Linked DNA regions of Homo sapiens: region 1 is linked to region 2. A link is an interaction called in ENCODE POLR2A ChIA-PET data of the cell type or tissue named here. Cell type or tissue: Caco-2. All regions are shown on one strand. Links, peaks and the distances in the headings refer to the core of each region. The heading gives the core; the rest is flanking DNA.

Evidence for each region. Peaks named below come from ENCODE experiments on the same cell type or tissue, not always from the same donor. Only the 100,000 strongest peaks of a DNase experiment are listed, where the experiment ranks them.
Region 1: POLR2A ChIA-PET joins it to region 2 with 6 read pairs; 2 of 35 experiments call an interaction of 5 or more read pairs at or near these places.

What each region holds. Positions count from the first base shown.
Region 1 is chr12:14,570,583-14,582,431 of GRCh38, forward strand. All of the region lies in intron 2 of PLBD1-AS1 (PLBD1 antisense RNA 1), which reads left to right. Among named protein-coding and RNA genes, the nearest start is that of PLBD1, 8.6 kb to the left of the region's middle. In Caco-2, for the core only: no CTCF peak of the experiment used is centred there; no DNase peak of the experiment used is centred there.
Region 2 is chr12:14,412,568-14,424,416 of GRCh38, forward strand. ATF7IP (activating transcription factor 7 interacting protein) reads left to right here. Exons shown (of 15, transcript NM_018179.5): 2 at 11,342-11,849. The coding sequence starts at 11,349. Among named protein-coding and RNA genes, the nearest start is that of ATF7IP, 53 kb to the left of the region's middle. In Caco-2, for the core only: CTCF peaks have their summits at 4,439 and 6,114; a DNase peak (open chromatin) is centred at 5,334.

The sequences.
Region 1 (11,849 bases), core at 3,974-8,973, 160 kb after region 2:
AATACCCCACTTTGAGTTGTCTCGCCTTACCATACTGAACCAATGTACATCTTACACGTATTGACTGATGTCTCATATCTCCCTAAAATGTATAAAAGTAAGCTGTACCCCGACCACGTTAGGCACATGTTGTCAGGACCTCCTGAGGCTGTGGCCCTGGTGTGTCCTTAACTTTGGCAAAATAAACTTTCTAAATTGACTGAGACCTGTCTCAGATTTTTTGGATTCACATACTAAAGCTGCAATGAGGAGAACCAAAGATGCCAGCTGCGAAATGTTCTCATCACTTCTATAATGGACTTGTGTGGTTTGGGGCTACTCAGCGTCCATTATTCTCTTCCTGTACCAACTTTTGGTGCAGGAATGCCAACTTTTGGTGAGCCAAGGGTGGAGGTGTTTCTACCAGGAGACACAATAAGGAAGTATTATTGAATTGGAATTTGAAAGTGCATTACTGAATTGCAATTGGTCTTTTTTGAGCTCCTCTTAAAACATAAAAATATGTTTGAATGGTTAAGAATAGGATTGTAGTATTGGTAATTTTGCCTTACTATCAAAAGGAGTAGGAGCATTGGATGCGGTGGCTCACTCCTGTAATCCCAGCACTTCAGGAGGCCGAGTTGGGTGGATCACTTGAGATCAGGAATTCGAGACTAGCCTGGCCAACATGGTGAAACCTCGTCTCTACTAAAAATACCAAAAATTAGCTGGGCATAGTGGCTCATGACTGTAATCCCAGCTACTTGAGAGGCTGATGCAGGAGAATCAGTTGAACCCAGGAGGCAGAGGTTGCAGTGAGCTGAGATCGCACCACTGCACTCCAGCCTGGATGACAGAGAGAGATTCCATCTCAAAAAACCAAAACCAAAACAAAATGAAAGGACTGGGAGCATAATCTCACCTGGGAAGCACCACTGGGGACTCAGACTCCTCATCCCAATGGGCAAAGAATCCCAGCAGCTGAGTTGCTGGCCCAAAGCAAGGGGAACATGGAAAAAAGGTGGAGAAGAGAAGTCACATATAATTATCTATAGCCAGGTGACCAGTTGCAGAAACAAAGATAGTGGTCTCTATTGGCCTCTATATTTCTTTCCTTGCTGTAACATGTATGTGGTGGATTGAAAATTTTACAGTTACAGTTCCAGAATGAAATATCCAAAATGTAAATTTGTTTCTTTTCCAAAAAAGTGTAATTAACTTAGCATTCAAACACATCCACTGATGGTAATTTTTTTTTTTTTTTAATTTTTTGTAAGACAGGATCTCACTATGTTGCTCAGGCTGGTCTCAAATTCCTGGGCTCAAGTGATCCTCCCACCTTGGCCTTCAAAAATGCTGGGATTACAGGTGTGAGTCCAACCAGTAAAAATTTTTAAATACCAGATTTAAGGTTGCGCAATTTCATTTGGACCAAATCCTTAGTGTCCTTTGCCTTCTTTATGTCCTTACCATTTTTCCTTAAGGATGACCTTAGCTTCGGGGGCTTATGTATTGACTTGGTACTAAATAAGGGACATTTACTCTGTGAGTCATACTCTTGGCTTAGTGGCCTCCACTAAGATATAGCTTTTTTTCTCATTCGGTCTGCAGGAATTGTAGTGCATAGGCATCTGCTGTTGGTATCTGCAGCTTTACCTTGACCTCGGATTTAGATTTCCAGATACTCTGTGTATTAGTTAATGTAATGCTAGCTATGATGACAGATAAACTCCAAAAGTTCATTGGATTAATGCAACAAAAGTTTATTGGTGTCTTGTATGCCAGTCCAGTGTGGGAGTTCTTAATCAGTAAGTGGCTTTCCTCCATGTAGAAATTTAAGAACCCACCTATCTTTCATCTTGTGGCTCTGTCATTCTCTAAGGCAGAAGTTCCCATGCTTTCTTGGTTTATAGTGCCCGTAGAGTGTCAGTAATATATTTTTAGGGCTGCAGACCAAAAGAAATACCTAACAGTTCTTTTTACTAAGTAGTTAGAGCCACACAATGCAATAGTAGTCATTTGCTCAGTATCCTACAGATGGTGCTACATGTCCCTCAAACATTTAAAGTATCCCAGAGAGCTCCGTTGATTGATTATAGTGTATTGTGCTACTACTGTTTCCCATGAGTATTTACTATATTCTCAGGTACACTCTGTGCATTCACTGTGGTTGCCAAACTGTGTGCGGGAACCATAATGCTATGGAGTCTTGTCTTCTGGCGATGGGAAGAGAAAAGCACCCCTCACCCCTGCTTCTTCTTTTTTTGTTTTTATTTATATATATATATATATTTTGAGATGGAGTCTCACTCTGTCGCCCAGGCTGGAATGCAGTGGTCCTATCTCGGCTCACTGCAATCTCCGATTCCCGGGTTCAAGCGATTCTCCTGCCTCAGCCTCCCTAGTAGCTGGGTAGCTGGGACTACAGGTATGCACCACGATGCCTGGCTAATTTTTGTTTTTAGTAGAGATCAGGTTTTCTCATGTTGGCCAGGCTGGTCTAGAACTCCTGACCTCAGGTGATCCACCCACCTCGGCCTCTCAAAGTGCTGGGATTACAGGCATGAGCCATCATGCTTGGCTGCACCCCTGCTTCTTAATAACTTCTGCTTACCTTCCATTGGCAGAGCTAGACATATTGCCCTATCTTTATGCTAACAAGACTGGGAAATGCAGCCTCTACCTGGGATGTCATTGCTCGGTATGGAAGTAAGAGCGCGCATTTCTGGTAGGCAGCCAGCTGTTTCTGACACACTTGGCAACCTCTTCATCCTGACTTGGATACTCTTGGGTCGTTTGGCTCATTCTCAAACCCCTCTGAGCCCTGCGGGAGTGGCAATAGGGCCTGAAAGCTAGTCTGATCTAGTGTGCATCAATTAATGAGCCAGCCATTGGGTTCATCTCCCCAAACATCTCCCTCAGTTATTGCTACTTTACAACTCAGGTGCCATGTGGGATTATATGGGTCCTATTCAAGGCTTGCAATTTTATGGGTATGTTCTGGAAAGTTTAAACATGTCTGCTCTGGTAATTAGAGACCTACTTTGAGTTTCTATTAGCAAACATTTCCACACTCTGCCTCACCCATCAAACAGATGACTCCCCCGCTAACGAGGAGGACAGTCCTAGACCCTTCACATCGACCCATTATGTATTTATCTCATCAGCTCTTCAAACTTTTTACTTCTGTGGGCAGGAACGAATTCAACATTAACATATATTGTTATTCTAATTTATTGTTCTTTAGTATATCATATGCTCTTCTGTTTCAGTCTGTTTTTCCATTTTCCAAGTTTTGATATTTCAAAACATTTTTCTCTTTCAGATTCATAGATCTTATGTTTTCATGGCTTTGAAGACTATTGTCTCTGTACACACAAGGTCTCAGAAAGCCACAGAGTTTACCCTTTGGTCTTCTGATATTTTTGTTTTTTCCTCCCTTAAGCAATAAGCCTTTGCCTTTTGGAATAAATATAGCTGTGAAAGATTTACTAGGTTAAATAAGAATTTCTCAAAAGAAAAATATGTAGAGTAAACCGGGTGTGGTGGCTCACGCCTATAATCTCAGCACTTTGGGAGACCAAGGTGGGTGGATCACTCAGTCAGGAGATTGAGACCAGCCTGGCCAATATGATGAAACCCTGTCTCTACTAAAAATACAAAAATTAGCCGGGCGTGGTGGTGAGCACCTGTAGTCCCAGCTACTTGGGAGGCTGAGGTAGGAGAATTGCTTGAACCCAGGAGGCGGGGGTTGCAGTGAGCCGAGATTGCATCACTGCACTCTAGCCTGGGTGACAGAGTGAGACTCCATCTTAAAAAAAAAAGAAAAGAAAAGAAAAGAAAAATATGTAGAATAATATTTTAGACTACCATCTAACTACAATTATGAACATTTACTTATGTAATTGATTTTTCTTTTCTATTTTTTCCTCCATTATTGCGTGTAGGTTGTGTTGGTGGTTAAATTTACTCTTTGGGATTTAGGGCCAGGCAGCATGGCTCATGCCTGTAATCCCAGAACTTTGGGAGGCCAAGGTGGGAGGATGATTTTTGCTCAGGAGTTCGAGACCAGCCTGGGCCCTGTAGTGAGACCCTGTCTCTATTAAAAAAAAATGTATATTTATATGTATATGGAAAAATAAGCTTACCATTTGGTCCATCAGTATCAGAATACTGAGTCTACGTTGCTGCAGAATCAAAGAAAAAACGAACATTTTTCATAAATCCCAGGTTTGGGCTCAATGCCTATGGAGCTTGTCTTGACCACTTATAACCGTCTGTCCTGTCTGTCTGTCCTCTCATCTATGCACTTGCCTGTCCTTTATACATGCTGCTGGCCTGTGAGTGTCTTGTAAATTGGGTACAACAGGAGGGGCTGCCATTGGTCAGTGATTATAAGGCTGTTATAGCATGTCTTGGCTTTAGGACCATGGTTTTAGGGGTGAGATTTGAATCAGGAATGGATTGACTACAGCAGGAGAGGTAGAGGTTAAGAAAGAAATTGCTGTACAAGCTGAATACTGATTAAGCAGTTTATTGTTACTATTATTTTTCTAGAGACAACAAAGTTATGAACTTTTTATCCTACTGGTAGGCTTTTCTTTCCCATCCTTACCTTCAAAGAGGCTGAAAAAGGCACTTCTGAATACTTTTAGGGCCAAGAGCATTTTCTGCATTGCTTGAGGGATGCAATTTTTACTTAATTGTTCCTTTTTCATTATTTCCCTAAACCTTTTCCTCTAGCTCTTTCCTAAATTGTGTGGCTGCATTCTTGAGTAGCTGCCACCAACTTCCTCTATTTACATTTCTTCTCCCAGGTTTACGATCTTAGTATCTTCTCTTCATTCTACAGAAAAAAAGTACAAATGCCAAATACAAACAGTTAACTAGACATAATCCTTTCTTAGTGGTATTGAGCCTTGACTGTAGATGTGAAACACTCCTATATTAAATATCCACAGCTCTTCTTTCAGGTTGTAGGAAAGGATTTAAGCCTTAATGGTACTGGCATAACAATGACTAAATGAAAAGTGCCTGATAAATATTTGATGAGTCTGGCTGCTACTGATTAATGAAGACAGTAAGAAGAACAATTGTAGGCAGTCAATTCTTGAAAAGTGGCTAGAAATTAACATTTAAATATAACCCAGGGTTGGCTGGGCTTAGTGGTTCATGCCTGTAATGCCAGTACTTTGGGAGGCTCAGGCAGAAGGATCACTTGAGGCCAGGAGTTCAAGATGAGACTGGGCAACATAGCAAGATCCATCTCTACGCACACACACACACACACACAAAAAAAAAAAAAAAAAAAAAGATTGGCTAGGTGAGGTGACACATGACCTAGTTCCATCTACTCAAAAGGCTGAGGTGAGGTGAGAGGATCCCTTGAGCTCAGGAGTTTTAGGCTGCAGTGAGCTATGAGTGTGCCATTGCACTCCAGCCTGGGCAACAGAACCAGACCCTGTCTCTAAATAAATAAATAAAACCCAGGCTCAAAACTCCAGAATTTGTTTCTAGGAAAAGATCACATTTCAGCCTGGACAGACACCTCCTGGATACAGGAAATTGAGTTAGAAACTGTGCATATCAATCTTCTCTACAACTGTCCTCTGAGGAGTTCTGAGGAGCAGTGCCAAAAGACATTTGAATACTCTCTCTGTTGAGAAACACACTGTCTACCAACTCTTTTAATTTTAAGATGAATGATCAGAAACAAGAATGAACATGACATGGAATCGTTGAAAGATATCGCAGAATGAGAAAAAGGGGGCATGTCTTGAAATCTTGGATTTGTAATCTTGGTAGATTTCTAAAACTACCAATTTAAGGAAATGAAATAATATTTTAGAAAATGTTTTGACATCTTCCACAGAGTATGAACAAACATGGCCTGCAAGAGCAAAACATCTGTAAAGAAAAACAGGATATAAGGAAAATGCATGAGATGAAAAGGGAAGATGAGTAGAATAAGAAAGTGTTGATAGAAAATTGAAAATTTAATAGTGGAAATTAACGTTTCCATTGGAGACAATAGTAAAATGGAGAAACTGACAGTGTTAAAAAATTGAAATTGCTAACTCAATTTCAAGGACAAATTGATAAAGCTCTCCAAGAAGAAGGAGGAAAGATAAAAAGATTAAAATGAAAAGGAAGATAAAGGTAAGAGACACAAAAGACTGCAGAATTCAAGCAAAAACTGAGATGTTTCTGACCATGCAATCAAACTAATTAGAATAGAATCACGGATGAAAACACTATCAAGAAAACTTTTCTGAGGTGAAAAAGAGATCTAAGTGTTTCTCCTGATATGATGTGATGGAAGAGGCACAAATCATGAGGATAAAATCTGACTGGGCTGACTCAAGGGTACATGACATGCATAGTCAAACAGGGCCCCAGCTTTAAAGGGGCCCACATTTGATTTAATGCTCTGCTGTCACTGTCTTTAAATTCTTACCCAGGATGGAGTGCAATGGCACAGTCACGGCTCACCACAGCCTCGACCTCCCAGGTGATCCTCCCATCTCAGCCTGTCAGCTCGCTGGGATTACAAGTGTGTGCCATCACGCCTGACTAATTTAAAAATTAGCCAGGCATGATGGCACACACCTGGGTGCGTGGGCGACAGAGCAAGACTCCGTCTCAAGAAAAAAAAAGAAAAGAAAGGATTACTTTGATATACTTCAATTGATTGACAAGTCAAAATTAAGACCCGAAGAATAGAGAAGTCATAATGTAAAATTTTGAAGAGGAATCTCATGCAGTTTAGTAAATTCAGGAATCAAATTTGTTGGGTATTCTAAGGTGGATCCTGCAACCTTGGGGGCAGCTTGCCCCTCAGAGCTCTCATTAGCAGAACTGTATTTTTCTTCTGCTTCCTTTTTGCCCAGTGATACATTTTGTGTTTCTCAAGCTACATTCTTCATAGCACAGCTCAGATGAAATCTTTGCTGTGGTTGATGACCACATAAACCACTTACAGATCCTTTTCTGTACAACACTTGCTACCAAGTACCTTGGTTGAAACACCGTGTCAGCAAGAATTATGTAACAGAAGCAAAGTTACATAAAAACCATAATGGCCATTTCCATTGTCAAACAAATTAAGCAATGATTTTGTACATTGCTGACATCCTGACAACTCCCATTGAATAATGGGTCTTTTTTTTTTTTTTTTTCCTGAGACAGAGTCTTGCTCTGTTGCAGTGGTGCGATCCTGGCTCACTGCAACCTCCACGTCCTGGGTTCAAGCAATTCTCCTGCCTCGGCCCCCTGAGTAGCTGGGATTATAGGCACGAGCCACCATGCCAGGTATATATATATATATATATAGTATTTTTTTGTATTTTTAGTAGAGATGGGGTTTCACCATGTTGGCCAGGCTGGTCTCAAACTCCTGATCTCGTGATCCACCCACCTCGGCCTCCCAAAGTGCTGGGATTACAGGTGTGAGCCACCACGCCTGGCCAATGTGTCATGTTTTTAAAAATTAGCTGTGAAAAACAAATGACTAAGGGGCGATATATGAAACAGCCAGGAAGCCCATCCTCTTATTGTTCATCTTGCAGGGAATGCTCCCACGTGCTTGCAAATTGTAGGATCTTGGCTAAGCTAAACTAGGATTCATGTTTGGATATGTCCGATGAATGCATGTATCCATCTGCCGGAGTTGATTTGTGCTGAGAAAAGAAACTGGGGAAGTAGACTTGTATGAAGGCACTTGGTGGAAGGCAGAATGGGTGAAGAGAAGGAGGAAGGGATGGCAAGAAATACATGATGTCTCCCCTATAATTTGCTTGCCTTTTTAACTCAGTTTGAGCTCTTTAAAGAGAAAAGGATGGCTGGGCGCTGTGGCTCATGCCTGTAATCCCAGTACTTTGGGAGGCCAAGGTGGGTAGATCATCTGTGGTCAGGAGCTCGAGACCAGCCTGGCCAACAACTCTGTCTCTACTAAAAATGCAAACATTAGCCGGGTGTGATGGCAGACACCTGTATTCCCAGCTACTCGGGAGGCTGAGGTGGGAGAATTGCTTGAACCTGGGAGGCAGAGGCTGCAGTGAGCCAAGATCGCGCCACTGCACTCCAGCCTGGATGACAGAGTGAGACCCCATCTCAAATAAGAATAATTATTAAAATAAATAAATAAAGAGAAAGGGACTTCAGGCGGAGGCAAAAGAGGGAGATTTCAAGAAGGAATTTGCGAGGCGTGGGGCCATCAGAGCATTGTTCTGATGCCAGATCATAGCACGGGCCACAGAACAGGGAAGAGAAACTTACTTTTCATGTCAGCATAATTTCCACCAAGTAAAACTGTGGTTGGCAGGGCACGGGGGTGCGCACCTGAAGTTCCAGATACTAGGCCCAGGAGTTCGAGGCTACAGTGAGGTATGACCGCACAGCTGCATTCCAGCCTGGGCAACAGAGCAAGATCTCATCTCTAAAAAAACAAAAACAAAAACAAAAACACTGCAGGGAAGGCCAAATTGCATTGACACCATTAAGATAAAATGTGTACATACAGCAAAACTCCACCACAATGCTATGAGCAGAGTCTCAAAATTAAAATAGTTAAATATGAAGGACACATTTTTGCAAGTTTAATGAAATGAAAATGGTGGCTGGAGGTGGGGGGGTGGGAATGAATTGCCAATTGTATCATATCAAATTTGTTTTACTAGAGCAAAGGGAATAATAATGAGAGCAGATTATAATGGATGTCTCTGTACTGGGATTTTTGGGTGATTTTGTTTCACTACATGTCAGTATTTGTTGCCCAGGCTGGTCTCGAACTCTTGGGCTCAAGTAATCTTCCTGCTTCAGCCTCCCCAGTAGCTGGGACTACAGTTATGCACAACTGTGCCTGGATCCAATTTTCCAAAATTATATGATAAAAATATAGTAGTTTTCTCATTTAAAAATTTTAAATTTAAAATAGCCACAGGAAATTTCATCTTATGTAAGCAAAATGTCTGAAGGTGTCCTGATTTCCTGATTGAACAAATCCTTTTTTTTTTTTGGCTCAGTCACCCAATCTGGAGTGCAGTGGTGCGATCTCTGCTCACTGCAACCTCCGCCTCCTGGGTTCAAGCAATTCTCCTGCCTCAACCTCCTGAGTAGCTGGGACTACAGGTGTCTGCCATCATGGCTGGCTAATTTTTGTATTTTTAGTAGAGACAGGGGCTCACCATGTTGGCCAGGCTGGTCTCAAACTCCTGACCTCAAGTGATCCACCCACCTCGGCCTTCCAAAGTGCTGGGATTATAGGCATGAGCCACTACGGCCAGCCTTTTTTTTTTTTTTTTTTTTTAGGACAGTCTTGCTCTGTCACCCAGGCTGGAGTGTAGTGGCATGATCTGGGCTCGCTACAACCTCCGCCTCCCGGGTTCAAGAGATTCTTGTGCCACAGCCTCTGAATAGCTGGGATTACAGGCAAACACCACCATGCCTAGCTATATATATATATATTTTTTGAGACAGTTTCCCTCTGTCTGTTGCCCAGGCTGGAGCACAGTGGAGTGATCTTGGCTTGCTACAACATCCTCCTTCCGGGTTGAAGCAATTCTCCTGCCTCAGCCTCCTGAGTAGCTGGGATTACAGGCGGGCACCACCACACCTGGCTAATTTTGTATTTTTAGTAGAAAGGGGGTTTCACCTTGTTGTCCAGGCTGGTCTTGAACACCTCACCTCAAGTGATCCACCCGCCTCGGCCTCTCAAAGCGCTGGGATTACAAGCATGAGCCACAGTGCCTGGCCTAATTTTTGTATTTTTAGTAAAGACGTGTTTTACCATGTTGGCCAGGCTGGTCTCAAACTCCTGATCTCAAGTGATCCACCTGCCTTAGGCTCCCATAGTGCTGGGATTATAGGCGTGAGCCACCACGCCCAGCCGGGATCCTTAAGTAAAGAAAAACATTGAATTATTTCACTCTAAAACTTTCCAGGGGAGTTGGCATTTTCCCTGGCTTTAAAGTCTTGCTTATACCATCACGGTAACTAGAGGCTTTCTTCTTTCATTTTTGGCTTGTTGTTTTAATCTGCTATGCTGATATCTGGCAGTTCAGCTCTCTTTCAGCTCAGCTGAGCTCCTGACAAATCTGAGGTCTAATTTACCTTAAGCCAAAAGATAGTTAAAAATTAAATTAATTTAATCATAGTTTTATTCCAATAAGGATGTGTGAAGTGCCTACTATATTCCAGGCAGTATGCTAAGCTTTGTGGATATGGAGATAAATAAATTATAGCTTCTGCCTTTAAGAGAGTCAGGTTTGAAGAGGCCTAGAAGGAAAGTAGCCGGTTGCTTTGAGGGGCACAGAGAATGAGCACTCAGCACAGATGGGACGTGAGATGCCACAGAAGTCCTGCAAGAGGAGGTGATGGTTGAGATGAATCCCAAAGCGTAAGAGAAGAATGTGGAAGAGATTCTGCAGCATAAGCAAAGTCATTGTCGGCATCAGCAACAAAATCATTAACCTGAATTATTGATTACCTCCTACATACAGTGATGGATGGCTTAACAATGAAGATATGTTCCAAGAAATGTGTCCTTAGGTGATTTCACCATTGTGTGAACACCATAGAGATGATTTACACAAAGCTGAATGGTATAGCCTACTATGCACCTAGGCTGCATGGTATAGCCTATCGCTCTTAGGCTACAAACCTATGCAGCATGTCACTGTACTAAATTCCATAGGTAATTGTAACACAATGGTAAAAATTTGTGTATCTAACCATATTTAAACATAGAAAAGGTACAGTAAAAACATGGTATAAAAGATAAAAAATGTTACACCTGTATAGGGCACTTCCCATGAGTAGAGGAAGCAGGACTGGAAGTTGCTCTGGGTGAGTCAGTGAGTGAGTGGCGAGTAAATGCAAAGGCCTAAGACATTACTATATGCTACTGTGGAGTTTATAAAGACTGTACACGTAGGCTACACTAAACATTTTTAAAAACTTTTCTTCTTTGGCTGGGTGCGGTGGCTCACTCCTGTAATCCTAGCACTTTCGGAAGCCCAGGCAGGTGGATCACTTGAGGCCAGTAATTCAAGACCAGCCTGGCCAACATGATGAAACTCCGTCTCTACAAAACATTAGTTGGGCACGGTGGCGGATGCCTGTAATCCCTGCAACTAGGGAGGTTGAGGCAGGAGAATCGCTTGAACCCAGGAGGCAGAGGTTACAGTGAGTTGAGATCATGCCACTGCACTCCAGCCTGGGCAAAAGAGCAAGACTCCGTCTCAAAAATAAAAATAAATAAATAAATAAATAAAAACTTTCCTCCTTCAAGAATATATTAACCTTAGCTTACTATAACTTTTTTCCTTTTATAAACTTATTTTTTTTACTTTTTACTCTTTTGTAATAACACTTAGCTTAAAACACAAATACATTGTACAGCCATACAAAAGTATTTTCTTTTTTATATCCTTATTCTATAAGCTTTTTCCTATTTTTAAAATTTGAGGCCTACACAGTGTCAGGATTATCTGTGTCACTCTCTTCCACATCCATATGTTGTCCTACTGTAAGGTATTTAGGGGCAATAACAGGCATGGAGCTGTCATCTCCTGTGATAACAATGCCTTGTTTGGGAATGCCTACTGAAGCACCTGCCTGAGGTCTTCCTCCATGATGCCACTCTTCAGAAACATGACCAAGATGGATTGCTTTTTGTTTGTTTGTTTTTTCCATCGTCGTAGATTTGCGTGTAAAAAGATAATACAACATGAACCTTTTTCCCTGGTCATGAAAACCTTTTGGTGTTTGGGTCTGTTTTCAAACTTTTTTTTTGTTTTCCTTCTTAGACAAAGTCTCACTCTTGTTCCCTAAGCTGGAGCGTGATGGCGCAATCTCGGCGCATTGCAACT
Region 2 (11,849 bases), core at 2,500-7,499:
AGAAATGCAATAGATTTTTATATGTTAATCTTATTATAGTGAACTTTGTTAAACTCTTATTCTAATAAATTTTTAGTTGATTTCTTACTATTTTCTATATACAAGATTTTGTTATCTGTAAATAAAAATAGTTCTTTCTTTTTTTTTTAAGTTGTATGACTTGTGGCTGGGTGTGGTGGCTCATGCCTGTAATCCCAGCACTTTGGGTGGCCGAGGCAGGTGGATCACCTGAGCTTGGCAGTTTGAGACCAGCCTGGCCAACATGGTGAAACCCCGTCTCTACTAAAAATACAAAAATTAGCCAGGCTTGGTGGTTCACACCTGTAATTCTAGCTACTCAGGAGGCTGAGGCATGAGAATCACTTGAACCCAGGAGGCGGAGGCTACAGTGATCTGAGATTGTGCCAGTGCACTGCAGCCTGGGTGACAGAGAGGGACCATGTCTCAAAAAACAAACAAAAAGTTGTTTGACTTTTATTTCATTTTCTTGCCTAATTCTCCTGGCTAGAACTTCTAGTTCAATGCTGACTAGAAATGGTGAGGGCAGATATCTTTTGTTCTGATCTTAGGGTGAAAGATTTCAGTCTTTGACCATTAAGTATGATAGCTGTGGGTTTTTCCTTGGTGCCCTTTATCAGGTTGAGGAAATCCTCTTCTATTCTTAGTTGGTTGAGTGAATTCTGCTCTTAATTGCTATGTTAAATTAAGGATGAGATAATTTAATACTTAGAAAGCTGCTGGTAATACTCTTGTAGCTAATACATGAAGCAGTCAGCAGGCTGGTGAAATTGGGGAGGGAGTCTACTCTCAGGTCTCATTTACTGAGTAGATAGGTATTACCAGTGATCTTAAATGGCATCTCCATTTTCAAAGAGATAAAGAAGACAATTGCTGAACATTCTATTAAAATGGTACCAAAACTTAAATGATGAAATGCATAAGAAGGGTTCCTGTGCTGAAGAAAACAACTTGGTACTGAATTGGGTGTCTGCTTTACCTTACCAAGTTAAAATTACTATTTGTGTAATTATTGATAGTAATATAATTATTGATTTATTAATTCACATCATATGTAAAGTTGAAATTAATATAAATTATCACATAAACTAATGAGAAAAGGATATGTTTTGTTATAGTGACTCACATATATTATTCCTCGATAAGCATCAGTTTCTTTTTCTCCTTTCAAGGTGTGTAATAAAAGGGTTTTTTTTCAAGGTGTTAATAAAAGGCAGAATTTATAAGGCATGGTTGGGAATAATAAACATCAAATTCAAGATTATGCTTATCTTTGCATTTAGGAGTCAAGAATGGAGAAGAAGGAGTAAGCTGTTGTGTTGTACAGGGCACTTTATTTTTATTTCATAATAAAAAATTATATGTGTCAGTATAGCTAAAACTTGAGCTAGAATGGAACTTAGCAAGCATCTGCCCTAACTTCTTCAGTTTTACAGTTGAGGAAACTGAACTCCAGAGAGTTAAATTGATTTATTCTATGGTGGTTGTATACTAATGTTAGAACATGGAATAGAACCTAGTTTTGTTAGTTCAGAAGTCTTTTTGTTATGCCAAGCTTTTTAGAATATGTGTATTTTAAAGTGTGATAGTTTGCATGATATTTTATAATTATACTTCTTTACAGCAAGAGGATTATATGTCCCTACCTTTTGCCATGTGACATGAGGTGTTTCCCCTTGGGAGGTTTTTTACTTCCCATGCCCTTAGTGACTTAATTTGGTTTTAGCCAATGGAATGTGAATGAAAGTAATGTACACCATGTCTAAGCAAAAGCTTTAAAATAAGCTTGTCCTGCCGAGGGCCCACAGGCTGCATAGAGCCCAGGGCTGTTTTGAATGTAGCCAAACACAAATTTGTAAACTTTCTTAAAACATTATGAAATTTTGTTTTTCAGCTCATCTGCTATCGTTAACGTATTTTATGTGTGACCCAAGACAGTTCTTTCATTGTGGCCTAGAGAAGCCAAAAGTTTGGACACCCTAGCTAAAAGCTATTGTATACTGTATATCTCTGTCATATTGGTCTTTTACCTCTGCCACAAGGCCTAGATGGGGTGAGGGGGTGCTGTTCCTTCAGCCTGGTGTCCTAGAATAATGAAAAAGTATACAGTTATTAGCCAGTGAAATTTTATTGTTGTTGCTGCATTATCATCTAGTAAAAGGTGACTGACACAGAAAGTTAGCTGTCCAGCTTTTCTCTTTAGGTTGGGTTAATAAGAAAAGTAAGAGTTATTTCCAGGCATTTGAAGGATTTACATCTTTCAGCTCCTCATACCTCATTCTGGGTGTTTTACTTCACCCAAGCAAAATGTGAAAAGTACGTTTGGACAAATGATTTCTACTGCTGGTTATTTATTTATTTTTTTAATGAGACCTGGTCTTGCTGTGCTGCCCAGGTTGGTCTCTACCCTTTAGGCTCAAGCAGTCCACTGCCTCAGCCTCCCAAGTAGCTGAGATTACAAGTATGTGCCACTGCGCCCAGCTCTGGACAAATGATTTCTTAAATGCCTGTGGAGATAAATACAAGACCTTCTGTAACTTCACTCCTTATCTGCATAGGGATAGTAGAGTTTGGCAAGCTAGTGAGTAGGGCCTTGATGGAAAATTGGCCAATTTTCTAAGGGGGTGTAATTTGCTCTATGTATTCTAAAATGGCATTTGTTGGATCAGGTCATTTAATTTTATTTTGCCCATGTAACACAATGATCCCAAAAATTGACTTGGAGAAGTAATTTTAAGGTATCTTATGTTTTTATCATGTGGACCATTCCAAAATTTCTGAAAACATAGCACTGAATGCAACAAGAAGTTAGATTGTAGTGACAGTTCTGGCTTTGATGTAACCAAACTTTTAAGGACATGATTTACTCCTGCCTTGTCTGGGGAATTGTTGGTAACCTTGTCTAGGGAATTGTTGGTAAAGCAAACTCCCAGTTTCCTTTGTGGTTGGTTATTTTTTACAATTTAGTTTGGGGATATTGCATTCCACATTTTGGTCGGTGACAGGCAGAGGGGTTAATTTGTGAAAGTGTCAAATATTATGATCACTTGATAACTTACTCAACTGAGTTTATGAGTATTTGATAAACAGATTTCACCACTTACTGTTTTTTTTTTTTTTTAAGATGGCAGGATAGCTAGTGACAGTTATTTTATACCAGTTAAGAGAACCGTAGCTGACAATGCAACAGTGTAACATCTGTTTACATAGCCTTTATGTTATACTGGGTATTATAGGTAATTTAAAGATAATTTAAAGTATACAGCAATATGTGCATAGGTTATATGCAAATACTACACTACTTTATATAAGGGACTTGAACATTGTCAGATTTTGTTATCTGTAGGGAGTCCTGGGACCAGTCTCCCACAAATACTGATGGACATGGTATTTAAAATAAAAATTTCAAAATCTTTATACTAAATTTGAGCAGATAAGTATCAAAGTGAGTGAACAGATTCAGTAGTCTATTTAATGGGCAGTAAGCAGTAAAGCAGATTATTAGCATCTTTTGTGCAACCCACTATTCTTTATGATTTTATTTTTAGAGTATTGCAAATTCTCAAGCAAAATTTAGAAGTGTAAAATAAAATCATACAGTTTTCAACTGAGAATGGGATTCTTAAAGAATCTAATAGCAGAGTTGCATTTCTAAAGAGGTTAGAAATTATCAGCATAAAGTGATTATTTAATATTTAATTCAGCCATTTAATGAAAATAAACTCAAATTAAAATTATTTTCAGTAGAAAAATGAATGAAATTTTTATTCAGAAAAATGTTGTACTCTCAGGCAACAGCATGAATATAATTGGAATGCCTTTGTCAAAGATAGAAATGCCATGTCCACTTAAAAGGTTTTGCTTGATGTTTTCTAAGCTTTTGCTTTAGTTTTATTTTGAAGTATACTTCATCAGATATTCATTACTTTGAATTAATACAGCATTTGTTTTGTCTATGTGTTGTATATGCTTTTTGACCCAACAATCGTGGTACTTAGTTAAGTCTGTTCTTGGAAAGCAGTACAGACCCTAGTTTATTTAATCAAAGAAACCCTACCATGACCTGTTTTTCAAACAGAGCATCTAGAGTTATATTCCTAATGTTTCCATTTCATTGTTCACCTTGATTTTCACATCCTTTGCATTTTTAATAGAGCTCTTGCCCTCATCTTCTTCCCTTGTTGCTGGGCAAGGTTTGTGACACTGATGTCTGATTGGTTTTAGACTATTTCGGCTTTGAGCCAATCAGACAGTGAATTTCAGTTCTCTCACAGGACTGAAACATTGAAGCAGCTGTTGATATATTTTTCCTGTGGGGAGATTATATAAACTAAGAGTATGGCTGCAGCAAGCTCCCTCTTGGGTATGTTTGAAAAATTACAAGGTTCATCTGTAAGGAAGGGGGGAAATGAGGTTTATTTTTAAAACTTGGTTATTAAGAACACCTAATAAGTAGTGAATTTGAGAAAAAAATTCTGATAACAAATTTTCCATTTTTATTTTATAATCCTATATTTAAAGAACTATAGAATGGTGTAATATAATAAAAATGTCTTTAATTTTCATGAATATTTACTTTGTAATCCACACATTTGTTTTATAATAAAGCTTTGAAAGGATATCTCATATAACCTTTTGTAACTTGCTGCGAAAGGCAGTTAAGGAGAAAAGGATGTAGTAATTGTACTTATACCACTTAATATAGGTTGTCCAGAATCAGACATTTAGATTTCATTAGATGAATTAAACTAAGTCAGTTCAGTGCAGTAGACAGCACAACACTTCATAATACTATCCCTAGTAATCCTTTGGGTCCAGAATACTATTAATTTTTGGAATCGGAAATCTGTAACAATAGTGGTAGATGGGTATGAAGATTTTTTTTTTACTTGTCTGGATTTAAGGTTTTGCTAGATTTATATATTTTATATGTATGGTCTATGGAATTTTTAAAAAGAAATTTACATTTGAATTTTGCATTGTATAGAAAAATATGTTCTTACGTATATTGTCCATGTTTGACTTATTCCTCAGGTAGGAAATTAATTTATATTAATGTATATTTCTTGAAATGTTCATGGATATTTATTAAAGCAAATAGCATAAAAGATGTAAATCTTATCCATTTATGTGTGTGGTATATTTAATGCGTGTTACGTGGATTTAGGGTTTTATGTAAACTGTGTTCTAGATTACTTATTTCAAACAAAGAACCACACTTAAGTATTGCAGATACAGTTTTTGTTTAACTATGTTTTTCTGACCTTATTGTCTGTCTCCTGTTGCTGGGCAGGAATCAGAATGCTGGCTGCTGATTGGCTGAGTTTGTGAGCAGCTCTTGAACAGCCATTTAAATTCTTGAGCTTTTTGAGCAGGCAGATTGTAGGCTAAGACATAACAGCTTCCCTTTGTTGTTTCATTGCTATGATCTCTTGCTAGAAAGAAGTGGGTGGAGGGGGATGAAGCAGAGAAGAGAGTAATGTTTTCATTTAAAGAAGAAGCTCGTTGGGCTTTCCTTAAAAATATTTTAAAAATAATTTACCAAAAATTTGAAAAAAAAATTTCCAAGCCAGAGAGACTTATTTGCAGGTAACATACCCTTCTCTGGTTATTTAAATATAAATTTCTATAGAAAAAGGTTTTATTAGTGATATTATTTTCCCAGAGTTCTTGAATATACAGAGACTTAAAAAACATTATTTTGACTCTCATCCTCATGAAAAAAATACTTTCAGGAGAAACTAGTTCATCATGTTTTGCAGTTACTTTTAGACATGGCAGACATCTTCTGCCGTAAAATACCAATGCTTTTTTCTGTGAAAATGAATTACAGTCATGTGAAAGCTTTCTGATTTGAGTTGCCACCTAAAATACTAACATTTATTTTATAGAATAGTTTTATGAATGGCATCTTAGTTCTAGGCGACAGTACTAAAATGATCCTTGGAAGTGTTTTGCACTGGTATTACAGCCATGGAAACTTGTTTGCAGGTAACACACCCTTCTCTAATGTGTATCTTTCTCAAATATGCTTCGCTAATGCAAAATACATTTCTAAAAGCAGACTGCTGATTGGTTTGTACAGATATGGCTGAACTAGTTTGAACTAATTGTTCGTGTTACTTCCTTATTGCTTTGTCTGTTTTTTATTATATTTAGAACCCATAAGATCTGGTAAATGGCTGTAGTGTGCTCCCTTGTGGGTATGGATGGTAGTTATTCTATAATTCTTTTTAGAGTGCTTTATTATTACTGAAGTTAATGACAATTTTATTGATAAAATCAACTTTTCTTGAATTATATATTTTTATTAAATATTATTTGGTGGTGGCAATTTAATATTAACTGTGAGGTTTACATGTTGGATTTTCTAATTTATATAAAAAATACCAAAGAGGAATTTGTCTTAGACTCTTTAGTTTATTCCTAAAAACATTATCCTGAATATTTAGTTTATTCCTAAAAACGTTATCCTGAATATATAGATGGTGATGGTTATACCATTTATTGAGTTCTTACTACATTCCAAGTGCTTAATGTATAGAATCTCATTTAGTTCTCATGGCAACCTTTGTGACAGGTGTTGGTATTAGTCCCTTTTTAAGGTAACCAAAACTAAGAAATTGATGTTAGGTAATTTGCCCAGTCTCACACAGTAGGTTTCCTGGGAGAGTTGGAATTCAAATCTGTGAATCTGTCTACAGTCTACAGAGTTCATGTTCTTAATTGGGTTATTAAAAGTGATGAATTTTTTTAAAGGAATGCTTACTTTTAATGTAAGAGTTCATGTTCTTAATTGGGTTATTAAAAGTTATGAATTTTTTAAAAGGAATACTTTTAATGCAATTGGTAATAACTACCAGCTGTCCATCTAATATCTGAGAAATGCGGATATTATGAGGCTAAAGTTCAAAAGAATGGCCTTTCAGTATTTTGAAATACTTAAAGGGTAACTATACTACTTATATTATAAACTTAATTATTTTGTAGTTTTGGAATTAGTAAGGAAAAGTGACAGCAAAATACAATGCATTGTATCTGTATCTTTTGCAGAAAATTTTGCAGTTAGCAAAACTTTGTAATGATGGGAAGGGAAAAACCTTGAAGGTGTGAAATTTTAGTCTGTAATTAAAAACCCTTAACATAATGTTTTGTATTATATTATACAAATTTTGTATAATTTTGTATTAAGGTTTTGTATTATTATATATACATTTTGTATTAAGGTTTCTGTTTAAATGAAGAGTAATTTTTCTAAATAGTTGATTTAGTTATATAATTTAAATAAAATGGCTAGAATAAGAAATATGTTCTAAGTAATTGGCTTAAAGTGAGAGAATGAATACAGAATGTATCACAGTCTAGAAATTCTCTGACAAAGTGCTAGAATCTCAAGCTGAATTGGCTTCCAGCAAGTAGGCTAGGCTTATTATTTTATGCGCTTCAGCCAAAGACCAGCAGGAACACCTTTGTAATTGAAAAAGTTAGGTTTACTATTTGCTGCAGGGAGGAAATAATGTTCACTATGGGGAAACTGTAAGGCACATCAATCAGTAAGAGGATGTTAGAAAAAACCTAGTATAGGATTTGAGTATAGTATAGGTTGGGTTATTTTGGGGAGAGATTAAGGAAGTAGATCCTTATCGTGGATTGGGTGACATCAGAAAGTGGGGGCACTTCTATTCTTGGGTATCTCAATAAATTTTATCTATATAGGGAGGACAGACTATTACAAGATAAAGCTGTAATTGATAAAGAAGTTGGCCTGGTGTGGTGGCTCACACCTGTAATCCCAGCACTTTGGGAGGCCGAGGCAGGTGGATCACGAGGTCAGAAGATCAAGACCATCCTGGCTAACACGGTAAAACCTCATCTCTACTAAAAATACAAAAAATTAGCCGGGCGTGGTGGCGGGCGCCTGTGGTCCCAGCTACTCGGAAGGCTGAGGTAGGAGAATGGCATGCACCCAGGAGGTGGAGCTTGCGGTGAGCCGAGATCACGCCACTGCACTCCAGCCTGGGCGACAGAGCGAGACTCCGTCTCAAAAAGAAAAAAAAAATAAAGAAATAGCCATCACTCATTTAGTGAGGGGGGATGTTTGGAATTTTGTGGGTTGCACAGTGACCTTGTCTGACTTGAATGTTCTCTGAGTTGGTTTTATGTCCAACCAGAGAACAGCATGGCTTAACTGTAAGCATCAGATCCATTAACAACATTGAGCCCTAACTGTGAGTATCAGTTAAGTTTCCAGGCATCAGGGGCTGCTTTTCTTTCTTTCTCAGGCCAAAGCAAATGTATTCTACCATATCATTCCTACTGGTGATGGTAATGGTAAGTGACTATCCAATGTGAAAACAGTATTCCTGCCTCCTGTACATCTTAGTCCTTAAAGCAATTTTGTTTTATTCTACTATTGATTGATGACATTGTTTTTCTTCAGAACCACATCCTTGTGCTCTTTTGTTTGCCTTTATTGCACTGGCCAGATGTTAACAAGGAAATGGTTACAGGAAACATCCTTGTTTTCTTCTGATCCTATTTCAATATCAGACATGATATCTCTAGTTTTCTTGGTAGATAACCTTTATCAGATTTGAGTAAGTTTCCTTGTATTCTTAGTTTCTGGCAAGTTGTAATTATGCATCAGTCTTGAATTTTGTCAAATGAATATTCTGTATTTGTTGAGGTAATCCTTTGTTGATTTTGTCCCTCTGTTCTGTTTATGTGGTGAATTAAATAGCTTGATTTGTTTTGTGGTTTTCTTTTTTGCTTAACAGAAGTTTATCGTCTCAGAGTTCTGGAGGCAACACATTTGAAATCACGGTGTTGTCATTGCCATTCTCCCTCTGAGGGTGCTGAGGGAAGGATCTGTTCCAGGCCTCTCTCCTAGCTTCTGGTAGTTGCTTGGCTTGTGGTACCATAACTTCAATTGTCACATGGCATTCTCCCAGTGTGCATGTCTGTCTGTGTCCAGATTTTCCCCTTTTTATAAGGACACCAATTGTATTGGATTAGGGCTCACTTTAGTACCCTTATATTACCTTGATTACCACTGTAAAGGCCCTATCCGAATAAGGTCACATTCTGAGGTACTGGGGCTTAAGACTAATATCTTTCTGGGGATGTGGGGTGTGGGATGCTGCACAATTCAGTCAGTAACATCCTGGTACCAGACATTCAGTTTAGGCAAAACTCGTAATTGTACACTCTGCTGGGCATGAAATAAAGTCAGAATGCATCATGGCTTGTTCATGGTCAACACTGCTTGATTTTTGAATGTGAAATCAGCCTTGTATTTTTCTAAGCGAGCTTCACTTGGTCAGAATTCATTACCTTTTTAAGAAACCTACTTCTAAATAAGTCATAGATGAAAGAAGAAATCATGATGGAAATTAGAAAATATTTTAACAGAATAATGTAAATGACACATTAAAATGTGAGATGCAACTAAAGCAGCTCTTAGAGGGAAATTTATAGCTTTATATGCACACATTACAAAAGAAGAAAGATTGAAAATAACACTTAAGCTTGAATCTCAAGGAAAAGGATGACATGTTAAGCTCTTTCCAAGAAAAAGTAAGTGAAAAGAGATAATAAATATTAGAGTAAATAATTAAAACAAGAAAGCAGATATAAAACCAAGAAATATCAGCCAAGTAAAGGTTCATACTTTAATAAGTGAATAGAATTGATAAAACTGTAGCACAACTTACCAAAAAAAGAGAATACACACACACACACACACACACACACACACACACACACACACACAACCTTTGTATTTATTTTGAAATTTTTTTGTAGTGGCATTACTGAGATAAAACCACATATCTACTATTCACCCACTTAAAGTACAATTCAGTTATTTTTAGTATATTCACAGAGCTGTATAATCATCACCATAATCAATGTTAGAACATTTTCATAACCCTGTAAAGAAATCCTGTACCCTTTAGCAGCTACTCCTCATTTTCTCCAGAATCTTCCAACCCTAGGTAGTCACTGATTTACTTTCTGTCTCTAGATTTGCCTACTCTGGACATTTCATATAAATTGAATCATTCAGTATGTGGCCTTTTGTGACTGGCTTCTCTCACTCAGCATATTTTTAAGGTTTATGCATGTAGTAGCATGTTCAGTACTTCATTCCCCTTTGTGGTTGAATGATATTCTGTTGTAGGGGTATGGCACATTTTATTTATCCATTCATCAGTTATGGAACATTTAGGTTGTTTCCAGTTTTGGGCCATTATGAGTAGTGCCTCTATAGAGCATTTGTGTACAAGTTTTTGTGTGGACATATGTTTTCATTTCTCTTGGGAAATGAATGGAATGGAATCACTGGGTCATATGACAACTCTGTACTTCACATATTGTGGAACTGCCTGTTTTCCAAAGCAGCTGCACCTATTTGCAATCCCACTATCATTGTATGAAAGTTCCAGTTTTTTCACATCCTTGCCAACACTCATTATTCTCGTTGATTGTAGCCGTCCTGTCGTGTGTGCAGTGTTATTTCATTGTGGTTTTGACTTGCGTTTCCCTGATGTCTCATGATGTTTATTGCTTATGGACTTTTGGCTTAGGGGTCTCTTTCTGGAAATGTCTGTTCAAGTCCTTTGACCATTTTTAAATTGGGTGATTTATTATTGAATTATAGCAGTTCTTAGATATTCTAGATATAAAAGTCTGTATTCTATATAAATATATATTCTGTATTCTAGATATGAAATTCTAGATTCGAGATAAAAGTCTTATCAGGCATATGATTTGCAAATATTTTCTCCCATTGTTGTGAATTTTCTTTCTTGATGGTAATCTTTTGTTAATATGTTTATAGTTCTGCCAATCTAAGTATGCTTGGTTGCAAATGTAATCTTTCCTTACATGTTTCTTAATTCTTCCTCCTTTTTCCTTTATCTCTATACCTGTTATTTCCCTACTGTTGTTCTTACACTTTTATTTTTCTTTCTCATTTTCTTCAGGTACTTTTTTTTTTTTTTTTTTTTTTTTACTTTATCTACCTTTTTTTTGCTTAAACATCTCCATACTCTGTGAATTCCATATTGGAAAAAAAAACTTGTCCCTTTTCCCCCTAATACTTTCTAGTTGATTTTCTAGTAGACTATGGCCATTTTTGATTTTGTATTACACAGATGCAGTAAATATGATAATTAGTATACAACAAGCAGTAGGTTTTCTATGTCTTAAACATTACATGAAATGTGCTGCTTGCATCTCTTCTAAGATCAATTTGTATTAAGTCTACAATTAGGTGGCTTCTGTTTCAGTTATTAAACTCTCTTTCTCTTTTTTCTTAAAGATTCAGAATGGACAGTTTAGAAGAACCTCAGAAAAAAGTCTTTAAGGCTCGAAAAACGATGAGAGTGAGTGATCGTCAGCAACTTGAAGCAGTGTACAAGGTCAAAGAAGAACTGTTGAAAACTGATGTCAAGCTGTTAAATGGCAACCATGAAAATGGAGATTTGGACCCAACCTCACCTTTGGAAAACATGGATTACATTAAAGACAAGGAAGAGGTGAATGGCATTGAAGAGATTTGTTTTGATCCTGAAGGAAGTAAAGCAGAATGGAAGGAAACACCCTGTATCCTAAGTGTTAATGTAAAAAACAAGCAGGATGATGATTTAAATTGTGAACCTTTGTCTCCCCATAATATAACTCCAGAACCAGTCTCTAAACTGCCTGCTGAACCAGTTTCTGGTGATCCAGCCCCTGGTGATCTGGATGCCGGAGATCCAGCCTCCGGAGTACTGGCCTCTGGTGATTCCACCTCTGGTGATCCCACCTCTAGCGAGCCCTCCTCTAGT